2 separate regions of the Homo sapiens genome follow, and region 2 is linked to region 1. The links are chromatin loops, found by intact Hi-C in ENCODE. Cell type or tissue: Panc1. All regions are shown on one strand.

Region 1 (8,000 bases):
ATACCATTTCCTTTCCAAAGCCTTTCAGTGTTTTCTCTGATGCCTTTTGATTTTTATCTGATGGGTTCCAGGCAAGATTCCTTTAAAATGTTTAAATATTTCTAACAAAAGTATTTTGGGAGGAATCCAAGAGAGATTTGAAAGTATGACATTCTTAATCTCTCTATAACAATCTGTCTAGATAATTTCACTGAAGAAATGAATGGAGGAGGGTGTCTGTAGATAAAGGTTTCTATAATTGAGATTTGAAAAAAATAGAATTTATTTATTTGTTTAGATGAAACCAGACAACTTTCCAAGCCCTGAATCAAATTGGGGGATGTATTGCACCTTTAGACAAAGAATCTCCCAATGTAGCTACTTTAGCCATTTTACAAAAACCCATAATGCATGACCCTAATAATGTTCTTAACTTTAGAATTTGGAAAACTCAGCATTTCCTGTGAGGTGTGATCCAGTGTACAACAAACGTTCACTCACACACACAGAAAGAACTAAGATTTGCAGCACTTATGGTCTGGTTATTGACCTGACGTGTGTGTGTGTGTGTGTGTGTGTGTGTGTGTGTGTGTGTGTATGTGTGTGTGTGTTGGGGATGGGGGCTACTGTGAAAGGAAAGGATAAAGAAAACTCAGCCAAGTAAAGATTTTCTACTCACATATCTATTTACCATTCTTTTGTCTATATGTCTTTTAAAAGAAGACATACAAATGGCAAATATATGAAAAGGTGCTCAACACCATTGATCATCAAATAAATGCAAATCAAAACTAAAATGAAATGTTATCTCACCCAAGTTAAAATGACTTTCATCCAAAAGACAGGCAAGGACGTGGAGAAAGGAGAACCCTAGTACACTCTTGGTGGGAATTTAAATTAGTACAACCGCTTTGGAGAATAGTATGGAGGTTCCTCAGAAAACTAAAAATATTACCATATATTCCAGCAATCCCCCTATTAGGCCTATACCCAAAAGAAAGGAAATTAGTATATCGAAAAGATATCTACACTGTCATCTTTATTGCAGCACTATTCACAATAGCCAAGATTGGGAAGCATCCTAAGTACCCATCAACAGATAAATGAATAAAGTAAATGTGGTACGTATACACAACGGGGTACTATTCGGCCATGAAAAGAATGAGGTCTTGTCATTTGCAAAGCGGATGGAACTATGTTCTGTGCGGGAAATGCGAGAGGGGAGAAGAAAAGACACACACACAATACCTTTAAGGGTAAATAACCTTTATCCCACGTAAACGGCAATGCAGATATAATAAACAAATGATACAATAAGCAAATTGCAATGGGAAGGGGAGAAGGGAAAAGATATATATATATATATATATACACACACTCACCAAATATATATATATATATATAAATATATATATTTATATATATGTACACTCACAAGACTATGAAGGATTCATCACCACACCGGGAAGCAACAGCCCCGGCTCCAGAGTCGGCCACTCGTCCATGCACAGAGAAGGAGAGGTCTCATGAAGCTCACGAGAGCCCTTCGCGACTGAGCTCAAGGAACAAGAAAAGGTCAACTTGTTTTTGCGATTGTCTGTTGTTTTTCAATAACTAACGTATAGGAATAGATTGAAATAGAGATTTCTCCAAAACAGCACTGGATGAACACCTCAAGGGGTTCATACAACCTGTTCAGGATTTGGTGACCATTGTTTGTGTCCACGTTCAATTGAGTTCAAATTTAATACGTAACTTTTCCTCCACAAACTAGAGGACATTAAGTTAAGCTATACACAGAAAGTAAAACTTCACATATTCTCTCTCATTTGTGGAAGCCAAAAATAAAACAATTGAACTCATGGAGACAGAGAGTAGAATGATGGTTACCAGATGCTGGGAAGGGTATTGGAGGGGGCAGTGAGATGGTTAATGGATACAAAAATATAGTTAGCATGAATAAGATCTATCATTTGATAGCACAACAGGGTGATTATAGTCAACAAAAATGTATTGTACATTTAAAAATAACTTAAAGATTATAACTGGAATGTCTGTAACAAAGAAATGATAAGGTGTTGAGGCGATGGATGAGGTGATGGATGCTTCGTTTATCCCAATATGATTATTACACATTGTATGCCTGCATCAAAATATCCCATGTATCATATATATACATATATATACTATGCAGCAGTAAAAATTAAAAATTAAAAAAAAGATCCATAGACGAAGAAAAAATATCTTCAAAAATAAAACAAGAAAAAAACAAAGAAAAGATCCATTATTAATTACTGCCTTTGTCTGTCTGTGTTTGGAGAACGAATATCTGGCAGAAAAATGCTTGCTGTGTTTAACATCACTATTTCTAAAACCTTTAGACTGTGACCAGCAAAAGCGGCACTAAATACTAAACCAAAAGACACTGTTACACGCGGTTTTCCTCTCTGGCCAGCCAGACCGCCGGTCTGAGGTCCACTTGCCAAAGTGATGCCTGGCTGGCAGTTTCATCCACCAACAGAAAGGGGTCCATTATGGAATGTTCTCTTGCATCTTCAAATTCTTCCTCCTTCGTCTCTCTTACCCTCTGCCTACAAAGGCTTCAAGAAAGAGATGCAAGACAATACTGAGGGATACGAACAAAAGTAGCTCCACAGTTGCCTCGAGAAGTTTAGGTTGCAGGTAATTGGCGAGAATGAAACCCTCTGTATCTAGCAACTCCGCAGTGCTTTGTGTAGAAGACGCTCCATCTCAGGTTACGAAAATCTACAGAAAGGAAATGTTTAAAAAGAGAAAAGGAAAATATTCCTAGGGATTATAATGTCTCTCTTAAGCAGGGTCTTCGAAAAGAGGATAATTCAAGTAATATGATTTACAAATTGCAACATGAAACAAAATGAACTGAACAAATGGAGAAATCTAGATTACATACTCCGTGGGTTGCGTCTACCCAGGGCCTGGATAGCTCAGTTGGTAGAACATCAGACTTTTAATCTGACGGTGCAGGGTTCAAGTCCCTGTTCAGGCGAAATATTTGTGTGTTTTACTCTAGCTCCGGAGTCCCCAACCTCCAGTAAACGTAACCGCGTATCAGGCAGCGCGGCAGGCGAGCCAGAGAAGTTTCATCTGTCCTTATACAGCAACTCCCCAACGCTCCTGCGACCGCCTGAGCTACTCTTCCTCCCAGATAAGCGGGGGCGTCAGATTCTCACAGAAGTCCAAACCCTATTGTGAACTGCGTATGAAAGGGATCTAGATTGTGGGCTCCTTATGAGAATCTAATGCTTGATAATCCGTCACTGTTTTCCATCAGTGCCAGATGGGACTGTCTAGTTGCAGGAAAACAAACTCAAGGCTTCCAGTGATTCTACATTATGGTGAGTTGGATACTTATTTCATTATATATTACAATATAATAACAATATTAAAAAAGTGCACAATAAATCTAATGTGCTTGAATCATCCCAAAATCATCCCCCCCAACCCCTGCTCCCTCATCCATGGAAAAAACTGTCTTTCATGAAACGGTCTCTGGTGCCAAAAAGGTGGGGAACTGCCGCCCAAGATAGTTTATACCAATTAAGCACAGGAAGAAGTTCAGATACTTGTTTGTACAGTGACTAAAACTTTGCTACTTTATGCTTTACAAATGTGGAATGATTTACATCATGAAATTACCAGCCCTAAGGGATTGCCTTAGTGAAGTTGTTTTCCAAACACCAGAATACAGAAATCTAAACTATTTTAGAGACTGTTGACCTGGAGATTTGCATTTTTACATATTTTTTAGAGAATCTCCTTCAACGGTTAACTGAAAACAAAATCAATCAAAATTTCTAAACTCTAAAAACAGAGAAAGAGATATTGAAAGCAAGAAAAGAGACAAAACACCTTACCTACAGAGAAAACCAATTTGCATAACAGTGGGTATCTTATCAGAAATCACAGAAGTCAGAAAGAGTGGCACAACAGTTTTCAAGGACCGAAAGAAAAGAATTGTTAATTCTGAATTCTATATCCACAGAAAATATCCTTTAGAACTGAAGAAGAAATCAAGACATTTTCAGAGCAAAGAAAACTAAGATAATTAGCTTCTAGCAGAATTATCCTTTAAAAAATAGTTAAATTTCTCCAGATGGAAAGAAATGATAAAAGAAGAAATAATTGACACCAGGAAAGAAGAAAGAACATGGTAAGCAAAAAAAAAAAAGGTAAAAACAATACATTTTCCTTTTCCTCTTGAGCTTTCTAAATTATGTTTAACAGTTGAAGCAAAAAGTGTAACATGACCGGGCACGGTGGCTCAGGCATGTAATCCTACCACTTTGGGAGGCCAAGGTGGGCAGATCATGAGATGAGGAGATCAAGACCAGCCTGACTAACATGGTGAAACCCCGTCTCTACTAAAAATACAAAAAATTAGCTGGGCATGGTGGCACACACCTGTAGTCCCAGCTACTCGAGAGGCTGAGGAGGGAGAATCACTTGAACCAGGGAAACGGAGGTTGCAGCGAGCCAAGATCACGCCACTACACTCAGGCCTGGGCAACAGAGTGAGACAATGTCTCAAAAAAAAAAAAAAAAAAAAGAAAGAAAGAAAAAAGTATAACATGGTTCGATGTGGTTCGAAATGTATGTAGAAGAAATAATTTAAGACAATTATATTACAAGTAGGAGAGGCAAAGTGACAAAAAGGTAAAGATGACACACATCACTTTAACTGATAAAATAATGATACCAGTACACAGTGATAAATTAAATAAATATGTAATACTCAGACAAATCACTAAAAGAGTTATATAAAGAGATCATTTAAAAACACTACAGATAGGCTGGGCACAGTGGCTCACACCTGTAATGCCAGCACTTTGGGAGGCTGAGGGGGATCACCTGTGGTCAGGAATTCGAGACCAGCCTGGCCAACATGGTGAAACCCTGTCTCTACTAAAACTACAAAAATTAGCTGGGCATGGTGGCGCATGCCTGTAATCCCAGCTACTTGGGAGGCTGAGGCAGGAGAAAAAAAAAATCAAAAAAACAAAACCACACACACACAAAAACGCTACAGATAAATGACAATGAAATTCTAAAAAAGTATACTAGTAGTCCACAAAGAAGGCTTTAATAAATAAATACATACATACATACATATCCCCAGAAAATGGCAGTAACAGGGTACAAATAGAAAACAAACTGCTAGATTTCAGCCCTAACATATCAATAATTACATTAAATGTAAATGGTCGAAAGGTACCAATTAAAAGACAGAGATTAACAGAGTAGATTAGAAAATATAATCCAACTACATGCTGTCTACAAGAAACTTATTTCAAATATAATTATACATACAGGTTGAAATTAAGCATATAAAAATATATAACATTCAAATGTTAATTAAAAGAAAGCAAAAGTGAGTATATTAATATAATATGAACTTTATTTATTTATCTTTTTTCTTTGAGATGGAGTTTCACTCTTGTCACTCAGACTGGAGTGCAATGGCGCGATCTCTGCTCACTGCAACCTCTGCCTCCAGGGTTCCAGTGATTCTCTTGCCTCAGCCTCCCAAGCAGCTGGAATTACAGGCACGTACCACCATGACTGGCTAATTTTTGTATTTTTAGTAGAGATGGGGTTTCACTATGTTGGTCAGGCTGGTCTCAAACTCCTGACCTCAGGTGATCTACCCACCTCAGCATCCCACGGTGCTGGGATTACAGGCGTGAGCTACCACGTCTGGCCTAATATAAGCTTTAGAACAAAGAAAAATTTTAAAAATCCACCAAGAAGGCATAACAATCCTAAATATGTATAAACCAAACAGAGTTGAAAATATGTAAAGAAAAAAAGAATTTTTAAAAAATAGACAAATCCACAATTACATTAGAGACTTCAACACTTCTCTCATAATAATCGATAGAACAACTAAACAGAAAATCAGCAAGGATGTTGAAGAACTCAAAATCATCTTCAGCTAACAGAATTCAGTCAACATTTAAAGAAGACTCCACACAAGAAAAGCAGAACACACAGAACACAGGTCAAGATGGAACATATTCTGGGCCATAAAACAAACCTCAAATTTAAAAGAATTAACTCACACAGTATGATCCCTGACCACAATGAAATCAAACTAAAAGTCAATCACAGAAAGACAACAGAAGAACATCCAAACACTTGGAAAATGAACAACACACTACTAAATAGTACACAGGACAAAGAGAAAGACTTAGTAGATATCAAAAAATAAATTAACCTGAATAAAAATGAAAGCACAATATACCAAAATTTTCAAGACAACCTAAAAAAACACTGAGAGAGAAATGTATACCACTAACTGCATACATTAGAAAAAGAAAAAAGTCTCAAGTCAGTCATCTAAACTTTTATTTGAAGAACCCAGGTGGGGAAAAAAGCAAAATAAACCCAAAGCAAATAGACAAAAGATAACAATAAAAATAAGAACAAAATTCAGTGAAACGGAACACAAACAAAAAAAGAAAAACAAACAAAAAGCTAGTTCCTTTAGATCAATAAAAGAAGACCTCTAGTAAGACAGAAATTTTAGGAAGAGAGATGACACAAATTACCAATATCAGGAATAAAAAGAGGATATCACTGTAGACTCTGCTGACATCAAAAGGATATGTTTTTGGATGATTTCCTTTAAAAAATTTAGCCGGGCTCGGTGGCTCACACCTGTAATCCCAGCATTTAAAAAATAACTAGCCATGCATGGTGGCGGGTGCCTGTAATCCCAGCTACTCGGGAGACAGGTAGGAGAATCGCTTGAACCGGGAGGTGGAGGGTGCAATGGGCCGAGATAGCACCATTTCACTCCAGCCTGGGCAACAAGAGCGAAACTCCGTCGCAGACTTTTTCTCCCCCTTGTAAGGTCGGAGCGTTCCCACTCAGGAAACAACATTTCTCTACTCTAGGTTTATCTGGCCTCGCATCTCTCCCCAGCTGGGCCCAGCCTCAGCCTATGCTGCAGAAATGTTTAAAGTCAAGCATGTAGAGAAGGAAAAAAAAAAAGGAAAGTGATGTGGAAATTAAAATAGCAGCTGCATAGGAATCTCAACATAGTGCTTAAAATGTGCATAAACGAGACTAGGAGTGCCCTGCGCTTTTGTGAAAACTTCATTTAGAAATAAATGAGAAAGAAGGTGGAGAGGAGCCGAGAACCAGCAGGTGGGGAAAGGGAAGAGGCAGGCTAGAGTTAAAAAATGAAGGAGGAAAAGCATCCTCAAGATTATTCAGAATATATATATATATAATATACATAGTATATACTAATAATATATAAGGATATATTATATCCTAATAATATAAGTAAATAATAATATATAACTTGTTAAATAATCATATAAATAAATATATTTTATAATTATGTTATTTATTATATAATATTAACATAACATATTATCAATATAATATTTTATATAACATATGTAGTATGATATATCCTAATATATAAAAATAATATTAGGATAAGGGAATACTATTGTGGTGGTAAACTGAGGAACGGAAAGACTGATACAGGAGAACAGGAGGATATTTATTTTAAGGTAAGCAGCCACTGAGTGGATTCACATCCAAAAAGTTGAGCACTGGCCGGGCCTGGTGGCTCACGCCCATAATCCCAGCACTTTGAGAGGCCAAGGCTGGCAGATTACCTGAGGTCAGGAGTTCGAGACCAGCCTGGCCAACGTGGTGAAACCCCGTCTCTACTAAAAATACAAAAATTAGCCAGGCGTGGTTGCACATGCTTGTAATCCCAGCTACTCGGGAGGCTGAGGCAGAATTGCTTGAGCCCAGGAGGCGGAGGTGACATTGAGCCAATATCGTGCCACTGCACTCCAGCCTGGCCGACAGAGCAAGACTCTGTCTCAAAACAAAACAAACAAACAAAAAATGCTGAGCGTTGAACAAAGACAGAGCAGGAGTTTTTATAAGCAAAACAAAGGCAGTTAATCATACAGTGCTTAATTTGTGGCCTTGCAGCTGCGTCAAAAGAAAAA
Region 2 (8,000 bases), 55 kb before region 1:
CGACTCACAAGATGAACAGAATGGTGATGTCAGAAGAATAGATGAAGTTGCCATCCACCAAGAAGACAAAGCTGCTGACTTGGGCACAATTAAAGAAGCTGACGCAGTTAGCTACAAAATGTCTAGAGAACACAAAGGAGACACAAACTCCAGAGAGTATGCTGCTTGCAGCTTTGATGATTGTATCAACGGTGGTGTCTCCCCATGCCTGCAGGAGTAGCTGCAGCTAATTATACCTACTGGGCCTATGTGCCTTTCCTGCCCTTAATTCAGGAGTCACATGGATGGATAATCCTATTGAATTATATGTTAATAATAGCGTGTGGCTACCTGGCCCCACAGATGATTATTGCCCTGCCAAACCTGAGGAAGAAGGAATGATGATAAATATTTCCACTGGGTATTGTTATCCTCCTATTTGCCTAGGGAGAACACCAGGATGTTTAATGCCTGCAATCCAAAATTGGTTGGTAAACGTACCTACTTTCAGTACCACCAGTAGATTTACTTATCACATGGTAAGTGGAATGTCACTCAGGCCACAGGTAAATTATTTACAGGACTTTTCTTATCAAAGATCATTAAAATTTAGGCCTAAAGGGAAACCTTGCCCCAAGGAAATTCCCAAAGGATCAAAAGACACAGAAGTTTTAGTTTTGGAAGAATGTGTGGCCAATAGAGCAGTGATATTACAAAACGATGAATTTGGAACTGTTATAGATAGGGCACCTCGAGGTCAATTCTACCACAATTGCACAGGACAAACTCAATCATGTCCCAGTGCACAAGTGAGTCCAGATGTTGATAGCGACATAACAGAAAGTCTAGACAAACATAAGCACGAAAAATTATAGTCTTTCTACCCTTGAGAATGAGGAGAAAAAGAAATCTCTACTCCAAGACCAAAAATAATAAGTCCTGTTTCTGGTCCTGAACATCCAGAATTATGGAGGCTTAATGTGGCCTCATTACCATATTAGAATTTGGTCTAGAAATCAAGCTATAAAAACAAGAGATCATAAGCCGTGTTACACTATCAACCTAAATTCCAGTCTAACGGTTCCTTCACAAAGTTGTGTAAAGCCCCCTTATATGCTAGTTGTAGGAAATATAGTTATTAAACCAGACTCCCAAACTATAACCTGTGAAAATTGCAGACTGTTTACTTGCATTGATTCGACTTTTAATTGGCAGCACTGTATTCTGCTAGTGAGAGCAAGAGAAGGCGTGTGGATCCCCGTGTCCATGCACCGACCGTGGGAGGCCTCGCCATCTGTCCATATTTTGACTGAAGTATTAAAAGGCATTTTAAATAGATCCAAAAGATTCGTTTTTACTTTAATTGCAGTGTTATCGGATTAAGTGCAGTCACAGCTACGGCCGCTGTGGCAGGAGTTGCATTGCACTCTTCTGTTCAGACAGTAAACTTTGTTAACGATTGGCAAAAGAATTCTACAAGATTGTGGAATTCACAATCTGGTATTAATCAAAAACTGGCAAATCAAATTAATGATCTTAGACAAACTGTCATTTGGATGGGAGATAGACTCATGAGCTTGGAACATCGTTTCCAGTTACAGTGTGACTGAAATAGGTCAGATTTTTGTATTACACCCCGAGTTTATAATGAGTCTGAGCATCACTGGGACATGGTTAGATGCCATCTACAGGGAAGAGAAGATAACCTCACTTTAGACATTTCCAAATTAAAAGAACAAATTTTTGAAGCATCAAAAGCCCATTTAAATTTGGTACCAGGAACTGAGGCAATCGCGGGAGTTGCTGATGGTCTTGCAAATCTTAACCCTGTCACTTGGGTTAAGACCATCGGAAGTACTACTCTTATAAATTTCATATTAATCCTTGTGTGCCTGTTCTGTCTGTTGTTAGTCTGCAGGTGTACCCAACAGCTCCAAAGAGACAGCGACCATCGAGAACAGGCCATGATGAACGGGCCATGATGACGATGGCGGTTTTGTTGAAAAGAAAAGGGGGAAATGCGGGGAAAAGAGAGATCAGACTGTTACTGTGTCCATGTAGAAAGAAGTAGACATAAGAGACTCCATTTTGTTCCGTACTAAGAGAAATTCTTCTGCCTTGAGATGCTGTTAATCTGTAACCCTATCCCCAACCCTGTGCTTTGCAGAGACATGTGCTGTGTTGACTCAAGGTTTAGTGGATTTAGGGCTGTGCAGGATATGCTTTGTTAAAAAAGTACTTGAAGGCAGCATGCTTGTTAAAAGTCATCATCATTCTCTAACCTCAAGTACCCAGGGACACAATACACTGCAGGGACCTCTGCCTAGGAAAGCCAGGTATTGTCCAAGGTTTCTCCCCATGTGATAGCCTGAGATAGGGCGTCGTGGGAAGGGAAAGACCTGACTGTCCCCCAGCCTGACACCCATAAAGGGTCTGTGTAGTAAAAGAGGAAGGCCTCTTTGCAGTTATGATAAGAGGAAGGCATCTGTCTCCTGCTCATCCCTGGGCAATAGAATGTCTCGGTGTAAAACCCGATTGTATGTTCTATTTACTGAAATAGGAGAAAACAGCCTTAAGGCTGGAGGTGAGACATGCTAGCAGCAATACTGCTCTTTAATGCACCCAGAGATGTTTGTGTACGAGATGTTTTTGTACATGCACATCAAAGCACAACACGTTTTCTTAAACTTATTTATGACACAGAGACCTTTGTTCACATGTTTTCCTGCTGACCCTCTCCCCACTATTACCCTATCATCTTGCCACATCCCCCTCTCCGAGACGGTAGAGATAATGATCAATAAATACTGAGGGAACTCAGAGACCAGTGCCAGCACGTGAGCGCCAGTCTCCTGGGCCCACTTTTCTTTCTCTATACTTTGTTTCTGTCTCTTATTTCTTTTTTCAGTCTCTCATCCCACCTGACAAGAAACGCCCACAGGTGTGGAGGGGCAGGCCACCCCTTCACCTGGGCTCAAGCGATCTGCCCACCTCGGCGTCCCAAAGTACTGGGATTAGAGGCGTGAGCCACCGCGCCCGGCCTTTCCTTAATTTTTGCCTTTAAACAAAATCCCAAGCACCAGAAACCTCTGATTGATGGCTTCAGCCATTATTTTTCTGGCCTAACAGCTCAAATTCAAATGTCCAGAATAGAGCAAGGTGAATTAAAATCCTTGCTTGGTATATAAAACACTCATCAACAGAAGGCCAAGGCCTTACGCCCCAGCAAGGGATTGAACCCTGAATCCTCAGGCTAAAAGTCTGATAGCTCTACCGACTGAGCTACCCAGGCTCACGACAGCAACCTTCCCTCATAGCTTAAGTACATAGCTTAAGTACAGAGAAATACAGTTATCGTCAGCTTTGTCTTCCATTCCAAACGAAAACAATCGCTTGCAGAACTACCTCACGTGCTCAAACCAAAAGCAGCCGGCAAATCCCATTTCTACACTCACCAACCTACTCCCACCACAACCATCTGGCTTTTTTCGAAAGCCACCAATACCAGCCGCTACTACACCTCAAACAAAACCTAGCTACGCGGGTACGCTCCCGAAGCGTTCAGCTCTGGAAACAGCCCAACGACGCTCTCAAAAGCCGACAGTTGTTTGCGTAAAAAGGAATGGTATCTTACTAGGGGACGAAAGGTTTTGGCCTACTTCCTTTCAAACATACAAGACTGTAATATTTTTTCGTACCTAGAGGACTCAGAGAAAACGTGCAGAGCTTGGACACGTCCTACTTATTCATCCATCCAAATCCTGTACGTGCTGTTTTGCTAACCCCAACCTCGCCTCACCCCCTCTCTCCAACCACCCATCCCTTCACCCTTTCCCTTCTGGTCTCCTCACTGCCTCCTCCTAGGCCACGACTTCCCAATAACTCAGCCCACTCCATCCAGCTTGAATTCTTGATTTTCCAGGCCAGGATTTCCCAAATCTGCCGGATTTCGAATTTAGGGAGCTTTCTAAATGATGTAACTTAACTGCCCGGCCCCGCCTGGACCGTGATTTCGGTCGTCATCCAAAACTCATGTCTGGGTTGACTGTCACACAAAACACTGGCGAGAGGATGACAGCGTCGACCCTTTGAGCTGTGTCAGATCACGTTTGAGACGCTCACCAGGCGTACAAAGTGTTAGTTCCTTGCATAGATCGTGCCCCAGTCCACACACCTTCTCCCTTGCCCTCTCCTGATTCCAGAGAGAATCCCATCTGAAAGAGGCTATGTATCCGACTGCAGCATTCTCCCTCCTCCTCCCTACCCCGCCTCCTCTCTTTCAGATCAGAGCTTCGGCGATGGAAAAGCAGCTGTCGGTCCTGGCCGTGTAACCACCCCAGATTTGCCAGACACACGCTGTCGCTCTGCATTTCAGGCCAGGTTTTGTGAATTCTGTAAGCTTCTGTTTTACATCCTCCATTAGGACCTAGAGTTCGCCAAGCAGCATTTAACTTTACTTCTTTGATTTCCTTTCTGTGTTACCTTTGGTGTCCTTAGGCAGAAGAAGTTGAGGGAAAGGGGCAACTTGAAGAGGCAAGAAAATGCTTCATTCCTGGGGCTTTGTGAATGGAAGTGCCCGCCAGGGAGTCGGTTGTGGAGCGGACCTTGGAGCAAGCTGACAGGTAGGAAGATGTGTGAAGCAGAAACAATGAATCCCAGGGTCCAAAATCGGTCTAAGGCCAAGTTTTATTTTGTTTTCTAGAAATCTATATGAATGCATTTCCAGTCTTCCTGCTACCCTCACTTCAAAGGCCTTCTCCCTAGACACGGGAAAATCCAGAGCTCCAGAAGCAAGTTCTCAGCAGAATTCCAGCTTTTTCACTTTTTGTCCCCCGCTTTGATACATGAACTAGCATTCAAAAGGAAACAAAAATGGAACTGATTTTGGTACATTCCTCCAGTGTAGGACTATGCTTAGAAACAGAGGAGTTCTTCGTCTTATCATTTTTACTGGCCCCTTGTTTATACCGTCAGTGTTTATTTCAGGAAACTCAATAACTTAGGCATCTGTCTATGCTTAAACTGTTCCCCACCCCGCCACCACACACACACACACACACACACACATACACACACACACACACACACACACACACACACACACACTGCCCCTTTGGCTGCATCTACCGCAGGGATCTTTGGTGTGCTGTTAACTCATGAATTCTACTTTCTGGTTGTACAACTGTAAACACAAGCAACTTGATTTTTCAGAAGGCAAGTGTAAGAGAAGAAATTTTAACCCATCGCCCACTAAGACTCTTGCAATTTTATTTCAACTAAGTATGCGATAACACAGCGTGTCAAAATATTCAATGAGAATCTATTTACTATCTACCAGACTAATCACTCTGCCAAAATCCGGCGTCGAGAAGAAAACTTTTAAGACTTTAAGCCCCCTACCATATCTAATTCTCCCTGCATGCTGATAGCATCTGGCCCTCAAACTTGCAAATGAGTTTTCTTTTTCTGTTTTTTTTTTTTTTTTTTTTTTTTTGAGACGGAGTCTTGCTCTGTCACCCCGGCTAGAGTGCAGTGGCACGATTTCGGCTCACTGCAAGCTCTGCATCCCGGGTTCATGCCATTCTCCTGCCTCAGCCTCCCGAGTAGCTGGGACTACAGGCGCCCTCCACCACACCCGGCTAATTTTTTTGTATTTTTAGTAAAGACGGGGTTTCACCGTGTTAGCCAGGATGATGTCGATCTCCTGACCTCGTGATCCACCCGCCTCGGCTTCCCAAAGTGCTGGGATTACAGGAGTGAGCCACCGCGTCCGGCCGCAAATGAGTTTTCAAAGTTCACATTGGCAAGCTCCGCATTCCTTAAGAAACGCGGTTTGGGTTATCCAAGTTCTTCCAATCACTCACCCAAACAGACATGAGATCTGCTTCTCCCAAATCAATGGAGGTCCATAATGAGAGGATGGATTGGCTGAAGGAAAAATGGAGGTACCAGGGATTGAACCAGGGACCTCGTACATGCGAAGCATGCGCTCTACCACTGATCTACACCCCCTGACTCTCAAACTTCCTGGGTTCTTTTATAAAATGTTGTTGCTATTTTTCTTGTTGGTTTTGTTTTGTTATAGTTTTTTAACTTAAGAGTTAGGTAGAGAAAGTCCACTGGATTAAATTTCATTATCTCTGAAATTACAAGACTGGATACTGTGTAGTGGCTTCATTAGACGAGTAACAGATTTTAGTCTGAATAGCACCGTTTTTGATTCTAGGACCTTCCCATTCCTGTTAACTTGCTCCAAGGTCCACTTGCCGGCGACTCGGTGAGAGTTTCTTGCCTCCACCAGGAAGGTCCTGAGACAGTCTCAAGTCTCCAACATATATAGCAGCGATAATGACTCAGAAAAAAGTGTTTTTCAGTCCAGAGGCAGCCGCGGGCTTTCCTTGATCTTCACACCATGCTGGGTCGGAGGCTCTGCCAACATCCATTTTCCAGCTCTTTTCGTGAGTCCCAGGTTCTGAGATTGTCCTGCTCTGATTCCACACCCCATCTCTATTTCTCGCTTGACGATTATTATATCCACAAACGGGTTTTAAAACAGCGACTTCAAAACTCCATCAACTTTAAATGGAGTGACATATTCCCTCCCACCCAGACTTAGGGAATAAACAGGGCAAGGTCAGACGCAGGGCAGCGGAGAGAATTTCCAACTGCCTTCCCTTTGAGAACCCACGGACACAAGGAGGAATTCTGCTATATATGTACATATTTGAAAGAAAAAGTCAAAGAGGCCCGGAAACCTTCAAGCAGTGCCACCGGGGGATTGGAAAATGCGAGCAGGTCCTGGATATGGCAAAGCAAATAGAATTGAATTGTCTGGGAACGAGCAGAGCCCTTTGTTCACGGGAAGCTTTCAGCTTAGCATATAAGGCGAAGGATGTACATATTCACGTCAAAGCCTTGGGCTGCTTCTTTATCCAAGAGCTGTTGTGTAACACTGACGAAAGTTATATCAAGCAAGTTTTCCTTTAAAGCCTCAAAACACTGAAAAAAAAAGTGTTCACTGGCAAAGGCAAGGAACATTTAAGCCACCCAATTTTGATTCTCCTCGCCTTAGCCCTCTAGAAGATTTCCTTGAAAAGTGAGTGCAGGAGGATGTTTGTGATCAGGCAACATGCTGCTGAAACACATCATTGATTTCAAACTCTGAGGAGGGATATGGGAGTTTTAGACCTTTAATCGGGGGCTCTCCCAACTGAGTTATGTCAGCTGCACCTCTACCTTCACTGACACTAGTAATTATCTCAGCTATTGAGTTTCGAAAGCACTGCATTATTTGAGAGATGTCTTTCCCTTGATCCCTCACTCAGAAGTTGGGATCAATAACCTGCCACATTTGGTAATTGATTGAAACTACTGCCATCTGTGTGCATGGAAGAGCAGTGAGGGGAGAGAAAAATCAGTGGGTGAGTTTTGGCTCCTCAGGCTTCACACAGGAACAACCACAAAAAGAGTTGTTAACAAAGATTGCTTAAGGGCCTCTTTTTCTTTTCCTTGATCATTCTTTTTCATCGTTGTTCCTCAGGAAACTGTGTAATGGAACGAAAAGAATGAGAGCTTACTAATGTGATGGTGACACGATTGTTCCTCTCCTTTTGGGAGATCCTGAGTGAGGGGGATATTTCTCTCTCAATTCTTCTTGTCTTATGCTTATGCAACAGGGTTGTGTTATTTAAGTACAGCTTTGAAGAAGTAAGAGAAAAGCAGTATGAAGGAATAAACCTGGACTCACCTGCATGCTTAGCCGGTGCTCTGCCACCAAGCTATATACCCCAATTGACCCTACATTTCAGTAAATCCTCTAAAACTGATGATTGTCCCAATTTCTGGATATCCAGTGGTTGGTAGGACAGTTTACTGTATTCAACCTCACTATTTCAGAAAATCCTAGACCAGTCCCTTTTTGCAGCTATGCCATGAAAAGTAATGGAATGCTAGACCAAAAAACAGTTTTGTTTACTAAGATCTTCCTCCTCCAATTTTCTCACTCCAGTCAGGCCACTCCA

Evidence for each region. Peaks named below come from ENCODE experiments on the same cell type or tissue, not always from the same donor. Only the 100,000 strongest peaks of a DNase experiment are listed, where the experiment ranks them.
Region 2: a loop joins it to region 1, with 2.2 times the contacts of the local background. A loop is called at or near these places in 5 of 110 quality-filtered maps.

What each region holds. Positions count from the first base shown.
Region 1 is chr6:28,744,810-28,752,809 of GRCh38, forward strand. TRK-TTT7-1 (tRNA-Lys (anticodon TTT) 7-1) reads left to right here and starts at 2,935; the gene lies at 2,935-3,007. In Panc1, no CTCF peak of the experiment used is centred here; a DNase peak (open chromatin) is centred at 3,067; H3K4me3 peaks cover 1,809 bases; H3K27ac peaks cover 664 bases.
Region 2 is chr6:28,690,013-28,698,012 of GRCh38, forward strand. It overlaps the pseudogene TRK-TTT13-1. Among named protein-coding and RNA genes, the nearest start is that of TRA-AGC5-1, 17 kb to the right of the region's middle. In Panc1, no CTCF peak of the experiment used is centred here; DNase peaks (open chromatin) are centred at 2,639, 3,249, 5,919, 6,126 and 5 weaker places; H3K4me3 peaks cover 4,334 bases; H3K27ac peaks cover 1,065 bases.